Linked DNA regions of Homo sapiens: region 2 is linked to region 1. Evidence: read pairs that join two places in POLR2A ChIA-PET (ENCODE). Cell type or tissue: MCF 10A. All regions are shown on one strand.

What was found. ChIA-PET counts read pairs that join two places held together with the same protein. Peaks named below come from ENCODE experiments on the same cell type or tissue, not always from the same donor. Only the 100,000 strongest peaks of a DNase experiment are listed, where the experiment ranks them.
Region 2: POLR2A ChIA-PET joins it to region 1 with 6 read pairs; 2 of 35 experiments call an interaction of 5 or more read pairs at or near these places.

What each region holds. Positions count from the first base shown.
Region 1 is chr20:20,805,793-20,813,792 of GRCh38, forward strand. No RefSeq gene overlaps it. Among named protein-coding and RNA genes, the nearest start is that of RALGAPA2, 97 kb to the left of the region's middle. RefSeq lists an enhancer at 1-299. In MCF 10A, no CTCF peak of the experiment used is centred here; no DNase peak of the experiment used is centred here.
Region 2 is chr20:20,691,460-20,699,459 of GRCh38, forward strand. All of the region lies in intron 1 of RALGAPA2 (Ral GTPase activating protein catalytic subunit alpha 2), which reads right to left. Among named protein-coding and RNA genes, the nearest start is that of RALGAPA2, 17 kb to the right of the region's middle. In MCF 10A, no CTCF peak of the experiment used is centred here; DNase peaks (open chromatin) are centred at 4,012 and 7,872.

The DNA.
Region 1 (8,000 bases):
TGGATGGCCTCGTTGGGATTCCCTCCAGCCCTGGGGCCTCCCGGTCACCAGCTTGTAGTAGACGTCCTCAGTGAGAGACAAGTGGGTGGGGCCCAAATCATCTCCCTACCCCGTCTCAGGATCAGCGCCCAGGTAGCATGTGCCAGGTCTGGGGTTCTTCCTGCGTACTTTACTCCTATTGTTCTCCAAAGTGTGCACTGCAGGTAGGACAACCAAATCTCCCATCACCACTTAATGCGGCGAGGGTTGGCAAGGAATTCCACTGGGTACCTGTCTCTGGAGGCTGAGGCCGGAGGCTGTGTGGCTAGGCTGACTATGGCTCTGCCTGGTACCTACTCCTGGCCAGGGGCAAACCTTTCCTTTAGGTGTTTTGGCAGAGTCAGACAGGGTTGCTCCTCACATTCCACACAACAGCTCTCGCCTTCATAAAGCACTTAAAGGCTGGTTGGCTCTCTATGGGTTTCCAAAGAGGAGCAGACTTCCTGCAGTCCAGATGTCTGGCAGGGGCCTGGTCCTTGTGCTGGTTCCCTCTCCAGCTTTGTTGTGATGTAGGGAGAAGCCTCTCTGTCTGTTTGGGATAAACTTAATCCTCTAAACAGCAACTGATCCAAAATTTCCATATAGGCGGGGTCTGGGGGGCAGCCATCTGGTTGGAAGGAAGATTAGGGAACTTGTATTAGAACTACCTCTCTCTAATGTATGGTGAGCACCCTGGTTTCCCTTTGGGGTGGCTTTATAGAGGGGTCAGTTGATATTACAAGGAAGCTAAAGGATGCCGCCTGTGATACCTGAATTCCTTAAGAACAAGGCATCCTGCAGGGAGAATTTGCAGAAATGTGATGGGGGATGGGCAGAGCGAAGCCAGAGGAGACCTTGACAGTCGGCCACCAAATATTCACCCGACCTCTGCTAGATTTGTTCTTGACAATGCACTTTTTTGTAGGCAAATCAAGTTATCGCTCTGTTAGAAAGAATAACAATCACTGTCAAACTCCAATGAAGACCTATGTTTTTATTGTTGTGATTTCTGATAAGTCCCCTGGACCAGGCCCTGCAGTCCAGACCCTCGCCTCGCCAGCTGCTTGTGCTGTGGAACTGCCTCCATCTGTCTCCCTGTGAAACCGTGGTTAGCACATCATTAACCCATCTACGGAGATTTCAGAATTTATAATCCTCAATCGTTCACAGAATGAAAACAGATGCTTTGCCAGAAATTCACTATCAAAGAGAAGCATTTAATATTGGTAATTAGCAAATTAAAAAGAGGCCAAAGTGCCCAACTCAAACCAAAATTCTTCCCCACAGAGTAAATGCAGTATGATTTGAAGTAATGAACTGCAATCATCTCTATTTTGTAGCTTCCTACCCTTCTGTGTGGACCAAGAAAAGCTCCTGCTTACAATTTTGTACAAAGGAGATGAGATCTGTCAAGAATATTTTTAAAACATACCACTGAAGAGATGACCCAAATGGCTGGGGCATCTACTGCTGGAACAATTGCTGGCATTATGGGATGTTGCATGCACTAGCCACTAGACTCCATCAAAGAGTTGGGCTGCATAAGCTGGTGTGGGTTCAGATGCCAGGAAGAGTTGCTATGACAGCAAAAAATTTGATGTCCTTTGGAGGGTAAATTCTTGATTGAGGGACAAAATTAAGGGGATACAGGTTTGCATAGCACATTGAGAGATAGAAACTTCCCAAGTGATTCCTAAAAAACAGGTGCTTATGGAATTGCTAATGTTCTACAGTCACATGGAATTACATGGCTATGTGATGCTTTCCTTCCTCTGCAGGTAGTGCAGACTTTGGGATGGGAGATTCTGTTTTAAAATGGAACTCTTCTACAAAAGGAGACACTTCCTGCCCTGACAGCATCAGTTTTAACATCTGCATTTCAGAAGTAGAATCTCAGTTTTTCATAAGAGAACTAGTTTTTTGTTGTTGTTGTTGTTATGTTTTGTTTTGTTTTGTCCTGTTTTGAGACAGGGTCTTGTTTTGCCACCCAGGCTGGAGTGCAGTGGTGTGATCATGGTTCTGTAGCCTCCACCTCCTGGGCTCAAGTAATTTTCCCGCCACAGCCTCCAAAGTAGCTGAGACAACAGGTGCATACCATCATACCCAGGTAATTTGTATTTTTTGTAGAGATGGGGTTTTGCTATATTGCCTAGGTTATTCTCAAACTCGTGGACTCAAGAGATTCTCCCACCTCAGTATTATAGGTGTGAGCCACCGTGCCTAGCTGAAAACTAGTTTTAAACCACAAAAGATAATATATATTTATGGACTTTAAAGCAAGTATGTCCTACTAAGGTAAGAGAACAAGTCAGTGGGAAACAGGAGGTATCTCATGGACGTATGTATTTTTTAGCATTCTCTAAGCAGCTAACATAGAAGTTCCTGTTTCTCTGTAACTCGGTCCCTGAAAGTCTTCAGAGGGTTTTGTGGCCTGGAAACTGGCCATCTCAAGCCATTCCTTGCAATAGCAGTAGTCTTTCAACTTTTAGGACGATGACAACAAGATAGATCATACCACTTATGTGTCCCTTTTTAAAAGAAAATATTTGTAGTTCAAATATAAACCCTGTGATTTTTAATATTCATAGTGTGGATAACCAAGGCAGGAAGTCAATGCCATTTACAGAACAATTCTAATTTCAAATATTCCATCCCCTTGTCTCCATAAACCACTGAAATATCTCAGAAATCCCAGTATGTCCAATCCAGGTAGCCATTAAAAGAAGTTCATAAGCATTATAATGACTATATTCAAAAGTCACATCAGATCAACAATGATTCTACCATGATTATTATACACTATGTGCACACTAGCTCTTATTCTTTATTTATTATTGCTGAGTTTATTTAGTGTATTTGGGCTTTGTTTTTTGAGTTATAAAGCTCACGAACATCTCACTGATATAAATGCCTATTTGAGGCCAGGCGCAGTGGCTCATGCTTGTGATCTCAGCACTTTGGGAGGCTGAGGCGGACAGATCACTTGAGATCAGGAGTTCGAGACCAGCCTGGCCAACATGGTGAAACCCCATCTCTACTAAAAATACAAAAAATTACCCAGGTGTGGTGGTGCACACCTGTAGCCTCAGCTACTTGGGAGGCTGAGGCAAGAGAATTGCTCAAACCCAGGAGGTGGAGGTTGCGGTGAGCTGAGATCGTGCCACTGCACTCCAGCCTGGGAGACAGAGCAAGGCTCCTTTTTGAAAAATAAAAAAATAAATGCCTATTCGATTGTGACTATAAATTCAATGTAAGTTGGTGCTGACATCCTAAGGATGACAACATTTCCCAGCCCAGTTGTACATAGTTCAAATTTAAAAGGATTTGAAATATTATTCAATTATAAAATGTTATATTAATGTTGGAATGAATGCAAAGGACAGGAGAGAAAATGCTTTAGAGCAGCTTTCTAGAAGGAAAGCATTTGATAAAGTTGCTAATTGCATGAAAGCTGACATCAGTTTTCATACTGAATCTAAAAAGATTCAGTTAGCTGTCAGACCTGCAACTTCAAGTGCCGCAGAGAAGGTATTTCTTTTTAAAAATTTTAATTTTATTTATTTTAGAGAAGAGGTCTTGCTCTGTTGCCCAGGCTGGAGTACAGTGGCACAAGCATAACTCACTGCAGCCTTGAACTCCTGGGCTCAAGTGATCCTCCTGCCTCAGCCTCCTGAATAGCTGGGACAACAGGTGCATGCCATCACACCTGGTTAGTTTTTAAATGTTTATTTTTAGCAGAGATGGGCATCTCATTATGTTGCCCAGGCTGTTCTTGAACTCTTGGTCTCAAGTGATTTTCCTGCCTCCTTAGTTGCTGGGATTATGGGCATGAGCCACCGCACCTGTCTTGGGAAAGGTATTTCTTGAAGCTGGGCCATCCAAATGCCTGTTTCCCAGATAGTTGTGAGTAGGTTGGACTATTCTTCCACTTTCTGTGCATATCCATGCACATCGTCCTCTGCTTGATCTATTTGCTTTCACACACTTCTGTCAATTTCATCTTCTTAACTCCATCACCTCTCTCCTCAAAATTCTCCAACGACTTCCCATGGCCTAAGAAAATAGTCTACACTCTTCAGGCTAGAGAAGTTGACATCACCTATCCAACAACCTTTCTTCATTTCTGCCTTAGAACACTAAGTTTGTTCTAGGAAGCAATGTTCAGTTAAAAGATGACATTTTCCAGCCTCCCTTGCAGGCAGGGGTGACTTATGAGATGTAGACTATTAAAGCAAACTAAATAAGTCTTGAGAAGAATTCTGTACTTCTATATTTGAGTCCTTGTGGATGAACTTCAACCTAACTTACTAGGTAGACAAGGCTGAAACCCTAACTTAGGAGTATGCACCTGTAACAATCAATGAGTCTTGGCCAATCCCAGAGGCAGTACTTCAACCAGTCACACACTGCTGAGTGTTCAAACCGTGTTGAAATAAGGCAAACGCCAAGTTGTAACCAATCCAAGTAGTTCTGTACCTCACTTCCAATTTCTGTACATCACTTTACTTTTTTGGTCTATAAATGTGTTCTGACCACAAGGCATCCCTGGAGTCTCTCTGAATCTGCTCTGATTCTGGGGGCTGCCCGATTCATGAATCATTCATTGCTCAATTAAACTCCTTTAAATTTAATTCGGCTGAACTTTCTCTTTTAACAAGACAAGGTCACTGGGACTCCCATAATAAGCTATTTTAGCAGAGCTGACTCAGCTGGAGGGATATGACCTAGCACCTTTTCACTCTTCCCTTCTCTGAATTGGACCTAGAATGCAGACAAGATGTAACTGCCCCATGGGTTAGTCCTGCCCATGGCACAGACAAAACCAACTCACTGAGACTACAGCATTGCCATAAAGAAAGACAAAAGGCCAGCCATGCCATGTGGGAGATGGAGTTATTACTCAAACCAATCTCCCTGAAAGTTTGGCAGGCAAGAGAATGGAGGTGTGGAAAGTGGTCCTCTTCTGAGTGAGGCCACAGGATGTTTGGCAGGTTCAGGTGGAGCCATCATCCTCAGAAATGAAAAAAACTAAAAAGATATCCCAAAAGGCCAGTCTTAGGTTCTACAATAATGATGTTATCTGCAGGAATAATTGGGGAGTTGCAAATCTTGTGACCTCCAGAAAAATGGCTGATAATCATTTATGTCTACACCTTAGCAGAATCCAGTCTCCTCTTTCTCCTGATCTGATTCTTTCATTAGCTTCCCAAAGGCAGTTTAGTTTGGGGAAGGGCTATTATCATTAAACTATAAATTAAATGTCTCCCAAAGTTGGTTTGGCCCAGGCCCAGGAGTGATTAAGGGCAGTTTGGAGGTTAAAGGCAAGCTGAGGGTTGGTTAGGTCAGATCTTTCACTGTCATAATTTTTTCACTGTTATAATTTTTCAAAGGCAGTTTCAAAGATGGCTGGAGCTCCTGTGCCAACCTGTGACCCTGAGGATGGAGAAGCAGCAAGAGTCTGGGTCCCTAAAGCACTGGAGGGCTGACTTCCTGGCTTGTTTTCTGTAAGAGAATAACCCCCTAATATATTTAGGTTGCAGTATTTGGATCTCTATGAAAAGTGCTAACCCACTTGCTAATGGATATGATTGGCATTGAAGGATCTCCAGACTTGACTCCAATCTTCCCTTCTGGCATTTACATCACATATTATTTCTCAGTCCTAGCTCGAGCTACTCTCCAATCGGGACTCCTACCAAATTCCCATCCAGGTTTACCAACAGGCACATTCCAATGATCCATCTTCTACTTCCTCCCAAAGAAAGTGTACCATCCAGAACTATTGCTTCTTTCACCCAGCATTTTTGCATAGGTTTAAGGATGTAAGTTCTGATATCAGACTCTTTGGTTCTACTTCTGACTACCTATGAGATCTAGAGTCGGTGTTGAGTGTAACTGCCCAACAGGTTCTCCTTGCCAGCTGCCTAGGCAGCCAATTTATCAAGACAGGAGAACTGCAATAGAGAAAAAGTAATTCACACAGAGCCGGCTGTTTGGGAGACCAGAATTTTATTATTACTCAAATCAGTCTCCCTGAGCATTCAGGGATAAGAGTTTTTAAGGATAAGTTGGTGGGTGGTGGAGCCAGTGAGTCAGGAGTGCTGATTGGTTGGGTCAGAGATGCAATCATAGGGAATCAAAGCTGTCCTCCTGGGCTGAGTCAGTTCCTGGGTGCAGACCATAAGATCAGATGAGCCAGTTTATCGATCTGGATGGTGCCTGCTGATCCACCAAGTGCAGTGTCTGCAAAATAAGTGAGGGTACAGAAGTCCTTGGTAAGGTTTTCCTTTTAATGAAAAGCAGCCCCAAATTATTTTCCTTTCTAACAAAGAACAGCCTGTAAAATCAACAAAAAGAGCAGACACAGATGCCAGCACTTGTGCCAATCATGTTCAAGATGGTGGCTCCATCTTCCTTCTCTTTGTCAGCCACGTGTACAGTAAGGAGCAGACAAGATGGTGCCAGCCAAGGAGAAAGTTTATTAGCATAATAAGATTAGTGTGGGGCAGCCAGCCTTCTTCGCATACTGTGTAAATGTCATAACTGATGGAATCAATCTGTGAGCCTTATGTAAATTAGGCGCCTGACTATAAAATCCAGCACATCCACCGCCAGCCTGCCTTTTCCTCTAGGAAGTCCCCTCTTTCTTGCTAGAGAGAGAGTTATGTTCCTCTCTGTTTCTTTCTCTTTCTTTTGCCTATTAAACCTTCGCTCCTAAACTTTTTGTGTGTGTCAGTGTCCTAAATTTTCTTGGCGCCAGATGACAAACCGCGGGTATTTACCCCAGACAACGTAGCTGCTTCAAGGTTATCCTCAGGAGCAATTTGGGGAGGGTCAGAATCTTGTAGCCTTGAGCTGCATGACTCCTAACCCATAATTTCTAATATTTTGGCTAATTTTTTAGTCCTACAAAGGCAGTCTAGTCTCCAGGAAAGAAGGAGGTTTGTGTGGGGAAAGGGCTGTTATCATCTTTGTTTTAAACTATAAACTGTAAACAAAGTTTCTCCCAAAGTTATTTTGGCCTATGCCCGGGAATGAACAAGGGCAGCTTAGAGGTTAGAAGCAAGATATTGTTGATTAGGTCAGGTCTCTTTTACTGTCTCAGTTATAATTTTGTAATAGTGGTTTAATGAGGACAATGAACATCATAAACTCATTGCAAGGATACAGATTGTATTACCCCAATTTGGAGAGTAGACGATGCTTAGAACTGAGAAACCCAGACAAGGCACTTATAACCCCATTTCCACAAAACATTGGCACTCCATCCGAAAAAGTTTTAGGAGACACACCATTTATCTGCTTTGAGTTTCCTTTATACAAAGCAATGGTTTATTGAGATTTGGGAATAATGAGAGGAAAAAGGGAAGGTTTAATATTTTTAATGGCTTCAATTTTTTAAAACGTTTATCTCAAGAGAATACATGGTTATCAATGCACTGAAAATCGTCCATGAACTGGTAAGAAAACCTAAACTCATGTGTTTTCATAGACGCTAGCATACAATTTTTCTTTTTTTTTTTTTTTTTGAGACAGAGTCTGGCTCTGTCGCCAGGCTGGAGTGCAGTGGCGCAATCTCGGCTCACTGCAAGCTCCGCCTCCAGGTTCATGCCATTTTCCTACCTCAGCCTCTCCGAGTAGCTGGGACTACAGGCGCTCGCCACCACGCCCGACTAATTTTTTGTATTTTCAGTAGAGACGGGGTTTCACCGTGGTCTCGATCTCCTGACCTCGTGATCCGCCCGCCTCGGCCTCCCAAAGTGCTGGGATTACAAGCGTGAGCCACCACGCCCAGCCAGCATATAATTTTTCTGTTAAAATGAATAGTGCATTCGCTGTGACCAATACTGGGATAATAGCTCCTACCTTTTTGTGTGTTGCCAGCATCTAGCTACTTTATTGCATTTTCAAATGTCCAAACTCATTTTCTCAATTTTCCTTAACACAAGAGCAGATAAGCAAGGAGGCAGTAATATACTTTC
Region 2 (8,000 bases), 110 kb before region 1:
TTACAATTTTGTATTAAATATTTAATCCATGTGAAAAAAACCAGTTTTGTATATACATAATTTATGATGTATAATAAAACAAACACCTTAAATCACCCACCCAACAAAAGCATCCAGTCCAATCAGGCTTTGACACCACTCCCCGACACAGTGCTAAGGAGTTCCACACCGCTAATCCAATGGCCAATTTTCACTTCTCTCCAGGGCCAATAGCAGATACCCATGTAATCTGTGTCCAAGCACCACTAGCCTGGTCCATCAGAAGGAAGGGGAGCCTAGAATCCTGACATAAAACTTCTGGATGTATGGTGGGGCCTAAAGTGTATATTCCTATTCCAAGTGATATAGTTTGGATATTTGTCCCCTCCAAATCTCTTGTTGAAATCTGATCCCCAGTATTGGAGGTGGGGCCTGGTGGAAGACATATGGATCATGGGGGTGGATTCCTCATGAACATCCTGGTGCTGTCCTTACAGTAATGACTGAGTTCTCTATTAGTTCCCATGAAAACTGATTGTTACAAAGAGGCTGGCACCACCTCCTCTCTCTTATCATGTGACGCCCACTCCCCTTTGCCTTCTACCATGAATGGAAGCTTCCTAAGGCCCTCAAAAGAGGAAGATGCTGGTGCCATGCTTCTTGTATAGCCTGCAAAACCATGAGCCAAATAAACTTCTTTTCTTTATAAATTACCCATTATTCCTTTATAGGAACACAAAGGGACTACGACCATAGGAAATGAAACAAAGTCATCTTTTAGCTCCACTGACAGGTTTGTTTCTTACATACAATTACAGCCATGTTGTACATACCTGTTTAAATTATAAAAAAATTTTCCATAAATATATATTCAAAAATTTATCATAACTGACCATTTATTTCCACAAGCATTCTTCATAGTATTTTAAACTAAAAACTGAGAGCAGCCTGGAGCAGACACTGTTGCTTTCTCTCCAGCTCCTTCACCTCACCCACCAACCACAAACAGACCCTCCCTCTTCCTAATAGAGCCTCCATTTGCTCAGGGATCTCCTCCTCCACAAAGCAGTGCCCCTCTCGGAACCTGGCCTGTTCGCAGCCCCAGAGGGAGGACCTGATACTGCTGAGCCAATTATGGTGGCAACATGCTCCTTGCCAGTGACTCAAGCCTGTGACCCAATGCTGATCAATACAAAACAACAGAAAGTCTGATGAAGATAGCTGAGAAAAGCTTTACTGATTTTAAGGAAGAAGTGTGCCTTTTTTTCCTGCCTTTGGATATCATTCTATCTGGGTGCAATGGCTGTGGGCATTTTGCCACCCTGAGGACAAACCTGCCACACTAAGGATAGCAAAGCCAAGAGGTGGAAAGCATCTGGACTGTCAACATCACCGAACTCATGAATTAGCCAACTCTGGGGCCTCCCTGCCTTGGGACCTCTTTTTATAGGAGAAAGAAATTCTTATTACTTGCTTATATTTGAGTTTTTTGTTACTTACAACCAAAAATATCCTTGTAGGCAGACAGCTGAAATAAAATTTGCCAATTCCAACAGGAAACAAACACTAGTGTCAACTGAAATGATCACAGAAATTATAATATTAATCCTACTTCATTTCTGAAAGCATATTGTTTTCATTTCTTTATTCCTATAAAGTAAACCAGATGTAGAACATCAAATTCTTAGAAATCAGATAAATAGTAACACTCCATTATCCAGGAGTGATAGTCCTTGTGTAAAAGTAATTCTGTATAAAGATATAGTCCAAATACTTAGTGTTAAAGTTTTTAAAAGTAGAGCTATTTTTACTTAACATTTTTGACACACGTTTCTCAAATACAGGATTCTAAAACTTTGTTTTTAACAGATATCAAATACCAATATAATAAAACACACTATAGAAACTGATATCCAAATCAAATGTGAGTTATATTACATTTTAATATATTTATCTATCAGGAATCAAGTTTCATTAGACATTTTAAAGTCAATGCACACTTGGACCTCCTTTTCTTGATCTGAATTGGAGCTAGCCTACATTATAATCAAAATCGCTCCTGAGGGGAAAAGTTGGAGACAGAAATAAAATGACTACAGCCTAGGAGCTGTAGTCACCTCCACCCCTCTAACTAAGGAGGCAGGAAAGTGATGAGGAGAGTGTTTACAGCTGTCGAATAATGTCTCATGTCAAATAATTATGATTAACAGTAATAACAGCTCACAAAACAGCTTTGTATACATTGACTCAACCTCCAACAACCACAGGATGGTGGGTACCATTCTTACCCCCACTAGAAAGGGTAGGTCACTGCCAAGACTCGAACCCAGACAGTCAGGCTCCCATACTGTTCACCCAATTAAGTGTAATACTAATAGAAAGTTGGCCGGGCACGGTGGCTCACACCTGTAATCCTAGTACTTTGGGAGGCTGAGGCCTGCAGATCACTTGAGCCCAGAGTTCAAGACCAGCCTAGGTAACATGGTGAAACCCCATCTCTACAAAAAATACAAAGGTTAGCGGGACATGGTGGCGTGTGCCTGTAGTCCCAACTACTTGGGAGGCTGAGATGAGAGGATGGCTTGAGCCTGGGATGTGGAGGTTGCAGTGAGCCATGATTGAGCCACTGCACTCCAGCCTGGGCAACAGAGCTAGACGTTGTCTCAAAAAAAATGAAAAAATTTCAAAAAAGATACCGTAACTTTAAAAAAAAAAAAGTGAGGGAGGAGGTTAAGGGAAGCATGCCTGGAAATCTATTTTGTTTTATTTTGCTGTAAAACAAAAAGAACACAGGAGAGATATGGTACAAGTCACAGAACTTAATAGTTATTAAATACAAAAGTACACCCAGAAGTTGGTTTGTTTAAAAAGTACACCAGAGCCAGTTTGCAGGTGGAATGACCTTCCTCCTAGACAGTTCAAAATGGTGGCATTTCTGTGAAATTAACTCAGTAAAGACTGAAGTGGCTTTCCCCAAGGAACCCTCTTTACCTCCAGGAAATCATCATATTATCCCAGCTTGTGAGCAGCCTCCAATATTGTCATCTCTGCTGTGTCCCTAACACAAGAAAACGAAGGCCCTTCTGGTCACTGGGCAGTCACTCACAGGCACACAATCTGCTAACAGCATGTGAAGGCCTGAAACTCATGACCTGAAGGATGGGTGATAGGGAATTTTGTTATAGGAGTCCAGTGGAACACACTACAGCCATTGAAGTCTTATGTAATTCTTCACTTACTGATGTGGAAAAATATCCAAGGCTTTAAGTCAAAAACACAGTGTTAGACCATGCAGATGACTATTCATGTAAAACCGTGTTTGTGTGTGTAAGCGAGGCAGGTGCAGGGAAGAGAGAGAGAAAGGAATGCACCCAAGCAAGAGCCAGCCTGGAAAGCACGTTCACCGGGATTTCAGTAATGCTTGGCAGGGGACTGCAGAATTTGAGAACCCCTTGATACCTAAATTATTTTTCATATATTCATATTATCCAAATGTTTATAATGAGTATGTAAAATTGTAGAACCAGAAAAAGCTATAAAGCTGTTTTGGGGGGTACTTCCAGGGCGTTCGAGAAAGGGATTTTTTTCAAAGCCTGAATATTTACTGCAAAAAACTCATCAATCATGACACCAGGCCATACTTTTTTCCAAACCTGTCTTACTTTTCAACTTTGAAGAAATCTTAAGACCCAAACAATATATAAAAGAGTATCTTTACCAATTCTAAAATGTTGTAAAAAACAGCAAATGACTTAAATTTTCTCTATCCAACTTTTAAATTACTCCTTCTGTAACAGCACATACATGGTACATAATGCCTTAGAATGACCTAGTTATCTGGAGAAGCTTTGCTGTTTTTGTGTTTCTCTAGACATCATTCACTGAAAAGGATAAAAAATAATAGAACTGGGCAGAAAGACATTTCTCTGTCCAGCCATTCAGCAGCTAGCACTGAGTAGGCATGAGCAAATGTTTGACACTTTTGAATGCAAAGATGTGATGAAATTTCCAGTCACAATGAGACCCATTCCCAAGACCTGGGAGCCTTAGTCCATATGAGTCAACCTTTCCTTGTTGTGCTTAAACCTGACGCTGACTGACTGTCAACTGACAGAACAGAAGCTTCTTCATAGCACACTATAAAAGTGCTAAAGACCTGGTTTATGCTCAGAAATGATGTCTCTGGAAGAATACAAATGATTGTCCTCCTGTATGTAGCTAACCTAATACTGTCATATTTTGAAACACCACAGCCACCTTTCTGAGTAAGACATAAGGTTCAGTTAGCAACACTGGTTCATAGAATTACATCTTTGCAATTAACACTGAGCCAAAGATTAAGATTCCCTCAGGTCTTTCCATTGAGAAAAGACCAACATAAAGCACAACTGGGGTCCTAATTTGGGTGGATATCTGATGTGGAGCCAATCTGCAGTGTTTGCTGCCTTTGCAACCATTCATATTAAATTGTTGTTGTACTGACCCATCAACATTTTTCTGGTCTCATTCTTCTCCAGCCACTGACAGATCTCCATTTTTTTTTTGTCAGCATCAAGGGCACTTTTTAATATGCCTGCTCTCTGCCTGTCAGTAGATTTGGGGATAACAGCAAGCCCGTCTCCATATTGTTACAAGCTCAGGCCGCTGTGTGGGCCCATTACATGGCCCAATGTACTCCAGCTTTCCTGTCCCACTGGCCACAAAGTGTTTCCGTCCTGTCTTCTCATCACTACTCGCTGCTGCAGTAAGGAGGGACACAGGCTGCCTGTCCCCATCTTCCTTAACACCTTTGCTTGCTACAGATTCCACAGCCACTCATTCCTCTTCTCTGGCACTTCTTTCTCTCTCTTCCCTCTTCTCTTGTCTGCCTCCAGTCACTGGTCGGTTTTTGGGCCAAAGATCTGACCTTTTATAAAGTAAGCCAAAGAAAGCTTTGTTACAAAGCTTGTGGTCAGAAAACCTATCTCTGGCAAGCTAACCAAGCAAGTGTAGTCTCTATGAGGGAACCACATTGATTCCTTTACACCTAAAGGTCAGTTCAGATCACTCCTCTGCTCTTTGCTTCACTGGAGTGCCCCATCTTATCTTACTTAGAGTAACATCCCAAGTCCTTACTGGGATGCCAAAGTTCCACACCATCTTATCCCTATTTCCCCTCTCCCACCCCCGCTCCTTTCCCAGTTCCTTCTATCCTCCACCCCTCCACCCCTATTGACTTCCATGAGATTTCCAGTCTATTTATGACTCAGATCCTGGTACTTACTGTTCCTTCTGCTTAGAACACTATTCCCCAAAAATAATCACAAAGCTGCTCCCTTGCTTAACCCAGGTCTCAGTCCAAACCTCCCTTCAGAGAGGCCTTCCCTCACCCCAATATCTAAATAAGCATACACATACCCTTATCAAGCTTAATTTTTCTATCATCATTACCTGAAATTGTATCATATATTTATTATTTGGTTTTTTTGTTCTTGATTTTTAGAGATGGGGTCTCACTGTGTTGGCCAGGTTGGTCTTGAACTCCTGGCCTCAAGCAATCCACCTGCCTGGGCCTCACAAAGTACTAGGATTACAGGCATGAGCCACTGCACCCAGCCTGTTATTTATTGTCCATCCACCCTAATAGAATGAAAGTCCCATAAGTGCTAGGGCTTCATCTGCAAATAGCAGACACTCAGTCACTATATGTGGAATGACTTTAAAAACAGTGGAAACAGTCTAAGCTATGTAGACTTAAAGAGTGGTCAATCCCATTTGTTAAAAGGGCAACGCTTTACTTCCATCAAACTAGAAAAATAATCCTCTCACTTGAGCCTGGGAGAGCAAGGCTGCAGTGAGCTGTGATCACACCACTGCACTCCAGCCTGGGTGACAGAGTGAGACCTCCATCTCAAAAAAAATTTTTTAATTAAAAAAATAGAAAAATAATCCTCAAATATGACTCCCATAATCTTAAATAGAATTTACAGAATGTCATCTAAGGTTTGCTCAATGTTTTATGATTATTAGCACAAAAGTCAATGAATGTCATGTGGTACAAATGGGCGTGGGCAGAGCTATAAGCAGTTCTGTTGTGGGAGGTAATGTGCCAGAATGCCTTTCCTCTACTTTCTCGGAAAGACAGGAGCCAGAATGAGGTTCTATCTCTAGGAACAGGACAAGTGATCCAGGCTGACCAATCACAGTACCCCATCTCCCTCACCCAGCGATTGGTACAGGAATGGGTACAGGCCCTAGGGGAGTGGCCACACTCCTCTCAAGGGTTACTAGCTGCCAGGACATGTCAGGCTGGCAATGCTAGAGACCACCACACCTGTACCTGGCAGAGTTGGCCTGAGAATGAAGCAGAAGCACAGAAAACAAAAAACACGGAACCAAAGGTAGAGACAATTTTCCACCAAGTTGGGAGGTGGGAAAAGAGAGTGGATATGAGACTGGGTAAGTACCCTGACCACATACATCCCTGTGGACAGTCATCTCTAAAGCCAAACGCTCCCTTAGACTGTTTAGTTACGTATGTCATTAAATCCTCTTTGGCATGGGTTTCTGCCACTTGCAACCTAAAAGTCCTAAGAATTACAAATACAAATGTACTCAACATATACTACCCTCCTGGTGGAGCAGAATAATTAAGAAAAGAAAAAAAAAAGCCTAGTCTGGTTAAACATATACATACAGGTGGCTGTCAAGAGCTGGGGAGAGGAGGGAATAAGCAGTGAATGCTTAATGGTTAGTTTTCCAGGGGTGATGAAAATGTTTTGGAAGAAGATAGAGGTAGCAGTTGCAAAATGCTGTTAATGTATTAAGCACCACTGAATTGTTTACTTTTAAATGATTTTTTTTTTTTTTTGAGACAGAGTCTCACTCTGTCGTCCAGGCTGGAGTGCAGTGGCTCAATCTCGGCTCACTGCATCCTCCACCTCCTGGGTTCAAGGTTTTTGGTTTTTGGTTTCTTTGTTTTGTTTTGTTTGAGATGGAGTCTCGCTCTGTCACCAGACTGGAGTGTGGTGGCACGATCTTGGCTCACTGCAACCTCCATATCCCGGGTTCAAGTGATTCTCCTGCCTCAGCCTCCCAAGTAGCTGGGATTACAGGCACCCACCACCACGCCTGACTTATTTTTGTATTTTTAGTAGAGTATTTTGTATTTTTAGTTTTACCATGTTGGTCAGGCTGGCCTCAAACTCCTGACCTCAGGTGATCTGCCCACCTCAGCCTCCCAAAGTGCTGGGATTACAGGCGTGAGCTACCGTGCCTGGTCTAAAATGATTAATTTTATGTTATGTGAATTTCACATCAATAAAAAAAATTAACATTCAAACAATGCTGCAAAGCACTTCTTGATGGTAGAATAGGCTTTTGCGAAAGAGGAAACTGGGTCAAATGGGATATACATTTCAAAGATCATTGATCTGTATTAACAAATGACTTTTCAGAAAGATTGTTCCAAGTTACAGTCCTATCAAAAATGGAGACAGCTTACACAGTATACTATCATCAGAGAAAAAAGACAACAGCAAATTTGCTAATATAATGGATGAATATATTTTAATCTCTAAGTTTATATATTTAGATTACTAGTGAGGAATAAACACTGAAAACATTCTTATGGGTCTTGGCATTTGTCCATTTGCAATTTACATATACATATATTTTGAACATTTATTTATCACAATTTTTCTGGTTAATTACACGTTTTTTATGTATTATGTATGTAACTATTTCTCCTCTTATAAATTTCAAATATTTTTCCAGTTCATTATTTACTTTTTACTTCAAAGGTGATGTGTCTGTTTCTATATTTATTTATTTTAGGAGCAGGGAAAGAGAAATGGAACAATTCTTTCCAAAATAAATATTTGCAATATGACACACACAGACAAAGACACAGACACATGTTGAGAAAGACTAGAGGATATTTTACTTCCACTCCAGGAGTTCAGCATAAGCTATACCACGTCAAGCCTAACTGGCCAAATGCATCCTCATCTTATTAGATACTATAGAGTCCATGGAATCGA